Regions from separate parts of the Homo sapiens genome. Here region 1 is linked to region 2. Evidence: read pairs that join two places in POLR2A ChIA-PET (ENCODE). Cell type or tissue: K562. All regions are shown on one strand. Region 1 overlaps DCHS2 (dachsous cadherin-related 2). Region 2 overlaps DCHS2 (dachsous cadherin-related 2).

Region 1 (2,500 bases), 87 kb before region 2:
AATAGTCTGATTTTCCATGTTCTGAGTTGAATAAAGTGCCAGAGCCATGCCGGGTATCAATTAGAATAGGAGAAATGGGGCTGGTTATGATTCCACAAAGAACAATGCAAGTTCATCTATCTGGCCTTTATGCTTAAAATGCAGGGTCGCCCTACATCTGCAGCCACCCTAAGTAACCTGTATGTCTCCAGGTTCGACGTAGTAAGAGGGGACTGCACACTGGTGATAAGCTTATAGAAAATATTCCTTCACCTCTGCCACAGACCCTGCTGCTGCTCGAAACTGCCTTTCTTCTCAGTTTTGCTTTCCCTTTTCCTTTCCCCTTCCTCTTTCTTTTTTATTTCTCCTCAAATTCAAGAGGTCACTTAGGGTTGAGGTAAGAGAAGTAATGAAAAAGTGGGGAAAATATGAAGAAATGAATATTGCCCCAGCTTAAGATATTTAAGAACAAAGATCCTAAATCAGGCAGTGCTGTAAAAAATAAGCAAATGTTAGATGCACAAAGTGGAAAACGTATAATACTTTTTTTTTTTTTTTTGAGATGGAGTTTCTCTGTTGTTGCCCAGGCTGAAGTGCAATGGCACGATCTTGGCTCACCGCAACCTGCGCCTCCCGGGTTCAAGTGATTCTCCTACCTCAGCCTCCCGAATAGCTGGGATTACAGGCACACACCACCACACCCGGCTAATTTTGTATTTTTGGTAGAGATGGTCGACTGGTCTCGAACTCCTGACCTCAGGTGATCCACCCACCTTGGCCTCCCAAAGTTCTGGGATTACAGGCATGAGCCACCATGCCTGGCCAACAATACATTTTTGTTGCCGGTAGGGTAAGCACACTAGTGGGGCTAGAGAGGGCTGGGCATTTAGTGACAGAGGCTGGGCAGAATCCAGAGGACAGGCTTGGCAGTCAGATTCCTCTCACCTGATTTAAGTGCTAAAGAGGACAGATTTATTCTACTCCATCAGTATAAAATGTGGTGTGTACATTCTTAATATATATTTTTTATCTGTTAATAAACTGTATATACATTTACTGTGCTAATGTATTACTTATATTACAAATATCAGAAAACTAAAATGTAAAAGGACAGAATTCTAATGTTGTCTTCTTAAACACCCACATGGGACAACTATTGCTATCCTCAATGAAATGACAAGATCAAATCTAGATTTTAGAAAGAGGTATCTGGGATAGGGAAGAAGAGATGCATCTTTACAAAAAAGGTAGAGAACTTCCTCAGACAAAAAGGGGGGAAAATGCTGAATTCACCAAGTTAAGTGGATGCATTCTATGCCTCAGAACTTCTCACAGAGCCTTTTGCACATACATTTCTAGAGGGAGTGAGTTCTGAGGTGTTCCCCACTCTTTTTAGGCCCCAGAATGCTCTTTGAAAGAAACATATTGGGAAACCAGTTTCCCACAGAACACAGTGCGGGAATAGCTGATCTAAACTAATTTTCTCCATCCACTTAGAGTGTGCACTTCCCAATGCTGTGTAGCTAAACTTTTGTCCAGCTCATGGAAACTGTTTCGATAATGCAACCTCATGAGAGACTGAGTCAGAGCCACCCAGCAAAGCCACTTGCAGGTTCCTGGCCCTTAAAAACTATATAAGATAATGAATGTTTGCTATTTTAAGCTGCTAGATTCAGGAATAATTTGTTATACAGCAATAGGTAGCTAATACATCCCATAAATTCCATGCATGAGTATGTCTTAATTTTGTCTTATCATTTCTTTTTCCACTGATGATTCATGTGGCATTTTTATTTCATTTTCAGCATTTAATTGTGAGGATTATGGTAGGAAACCCAATTTCTTCAAGTTATACTATAAAAGATGAAAGTTGTTTGGGAAAGCTCCAAGCTTGAAAACATATAATATTGGAGGCAGGAGGGTCGCCTAGGGCAATCAGCAGGTAGGGAACATTTTCTACCGTTACTTCTACTTTGGTAATTGTCTGCTTTCCATTCTCTTTGTTCTTGCCTTCTGGGACTCCTGAATAGTAGAATATTAATAACATCTCTCCTTCACATCTCTCAGCTCTTGTGAGCTGTGGTTTCATTCCAGTGAGCTTTCTATGTCAATGAACTCCAGTCTATATTTCATGATTCAATAAACAAAGGTGGAAGGAAATGAGGTTCCAGCTTCTTAAAGGGGAAAAAAAAGAAACATAAGTTGTGACATCACCAAATCCAAGAGAAGCAGCATCTAAAGAATATTTTCAAATTCATTGAGAGGATGAATCAGATAAAAATAAATAAAGAATCCCAGGTTATGGCACGACAGTAACCATGTAGAGAAAAGCAGTCTTATAGAAGAGGTAGAGAGGGAAAAATAGATCAAATAAAGATTGAAAAGTGAGGAAATGGAGACCACTATTTTAGGAGACTTGCTGTGAAGAAAGAAGAAGAATAAAATGGTTTTCTGAAAAGGTACATGACATCAAAAGGAATCCAGAGTATTTTTTAAGATAGAGACTATTATTATGCCCTGT
Region 2 (2,500 bases):
AAGAATCATCTGACTTCATGAATTGTCAAGGGAAATATCATAGGAAGGAAGAGATGGGAATGGAAAAATTAAATACTTCTGTAAATTGCTTGGATCCTGTCTTTAACATACATTTTGTGATATGAGTTCCCACCATGTCTGCAAGTGATTTTGTTTATTAAATGCCCTTCACACACATTATTTTATCTAATTATGAAAACAATTCTATGTTGTAGGTTTGCTTGGCTCCATTTTGCACAAAAGGAAATCACTTCTGGTGGAATTTTAGTGATTTAGATGAAACTTACACTTGCCATGTGGCAGACTGGGGAGTAGACTCCAAATAAGAACTGTACTACGCAGCTTCTTTGCAAAATGCCATGCAGCAATTTTCTTTCGCTCAACACAATATTTCAAAAAGGTATTCATAGCTGCTCAATAAAGTGTTTCTTGGCCACAAAAGATTACCATGCTATAGGATTTACAAGATTAAAAGTAATAATTTGGGGCTGGGTGCAGTGGCTCACGAATGTAATCTTAGAACTTTGGGAGGCAGAGGCAGGTGGATCACTTGAGGCCAGGAGTTCGAGCCCAGCCTGGCCAACATGGTGAAACCCCGTCTCTATTAAAAATACAAAAATTAGCTGAGCATGGTGGCACATGCCTGTAATCCCAGCTACTCAGGAGGCTGAGGTAAGAGAATTGCTTGAACCTGGAAGGCAGAGCTTGCAATGAGCTGAGATCATGCCACTTCACTCCAGCCTGGGCAACAGAGCAAGACTCCATTTAAAAAAAAAAAAAGTAATAATTTGTTCTCCAGGCTGCGCTTCTATCTAGGCTTCTGTATATATAGTATATAGGTTTTCTGTTTTGCCTTTTGTTGTAAAGTTGTCAGGAGTCTGTCTTCGCTGCTATAGTATCTCTCCACCAGGAAACTTTCTTTTAATTTGCTATCTCTCAGGGGCTGTGAGATTGGAAACCAGACTACCATGTTAAAATCATTCATATAGCAAGCATTTATTGAGCCTCTTTTATTTATCATCAACAGTGCAGTAGCTGCTGATGATCTGAGCTCCTTTAGACTCAGTCCCTGTCCTCCAGGAATCTGCAGTCCAACGGAGAAGATAAGCACACAGAGAGAGGAACCCAACAGTGGAGCTCCAGATGCTAATGCAGATATGACACGCTGCTGTGAGTGCACAGGAGATGCGGAAACTAGCTCCGTCTCTGAGAACGGTTCTCGGAAGTGAGATGTGAGCTGGATTTTGAAGAATATATACAATTTTATTAAGCAAAACAGAGGAAGTGAGGGAATTACAGGCACAAAAGAACAGAGCATGAGAAAAGTCATGGTGTACTGGAAGGACTTGATGGATTTAGAAAAGGTAGACAACTTAAAATAACAAGTCAAGGAAGACGTTCTATAAAATAAACTTTGAGTCAGAGCTATAGGTAAAGGGCATGAGGTTAGTAGATGAACTTGTTGACATCTATTTTGGGTTTGCAGAGGACTTTTTTCTTACATTCTGGTTAGATGTGTTTGATATTATAATATATTTGGGCTATAAGTAGGTAAACTGTTATTGCCATATGGGACTTTTTTGCGTTGTGATTTTTTCCACTAATCAACCTCAGTTTACTCATAAGTACCCATGTATAGCTTACCTGTAACATGTACATACTAAAATATAACTGCAACCCACTAGAGTATGAGTTCCATGAAGGCATGACCATCTGTTTTCTTCATTGTTGATTCCCCAGCCCCTAGAGCACTTAAATGTTTGTTGACTGAATAAATGCACAAGTTCATTTATGTTGTGCTTTACATAAGTTTACCTACTTATAGTCTAATTATATAGTAATTTCAAACACATCTAACCAAAAAGTAAGAAAACAGGCCTCCGTAAACCCAAAATAGATGTCAACAAGTTCATCTACTAACCTCATGCCCTTTAGCTCTAGTTCTGACTCAAAGTTTATTTTATAAAACATCTTCCTCAACTGCTAACTTTAAATTGTCTAACTTTTCTAAATCCATCAAGTCGTGCAAATCATTTTCATGTCTATTACCTTCTTTTATCCTATTAACATGACACAAATAAAAGCAAGCACCATTTTAACTAAATGAGAAAGTACTCACCCATGCCTGGTTCCTCTAGCTCCCATCACTATGGCCTTAATGCTTCCGTGGCAACATTTAAGAATGGCGCACACATCCCTGCCTTTAGAGCTACTATTGGCTCATCCCCAAAACAGCCATGCAAATTTTTCTTCACAAGAAAAGCTTCTACAAATCCAACAACCAGCAGCAGTAGTGTTGACGATTTTGTTTTTTAGAGTATCTATGCCATCTGTTACATCTGGCTTATAACAGGGTGAGCTGAATTGACAAGTGATACCCAATTACAGTAATTATTCTAGGGTCCACAGAATCACCTGGAGGGCTTGTTAAAGCACAAATTGCTTCTCTCCCCCGCCTCTTTCTACTGCCAGTTTCTGCTTCAGTACACCTGGGGGGAGC

The links. Peaks named below come from ENCODE experiments on the same cell type or tissue, not always from the same donor. Only the 100,000 strongest peaks of a DNase experiment are listed, where the experiment ranks them.
Region 1: POLR2A ChIA-PET joins it to region 2 with 5 read pairs; 2 of 35 experiments call an interaction of 5 or more read pairs at or near these places.

Annotation. Positions count from the first base shown.
Region 1 is chr4:154,367,996-154,370,495 of GRCh38, forward strand. The region is part of intron 2 of DCHS2 (dachsous cadherin-related 2); the gene reads right to left. Among named protein-coding and RNA genes, the nearest start is that of DCHS2, 120 kb to the right of the region's middle. RefSeq lists an enhancer at 332-401. In K562, no CTCF peak of the experiment used is centred here; no DNase peak of the experiment used is centred here.
Region 2 is chr4:154,455,322-154,457,821 of GRCh38, forward strand. All of the region lies in intron 1 of DCHS2 (dachsous cadherin-related 2), which reads right to left. Among named protein-coding and RNA genes, the nearest start is that of DCHS2, 35 kb to the right of the region's middle. In K562, no CTCF peak of the experiment used is centred here; a DNase peak (open chromatin) is centred at 1,150.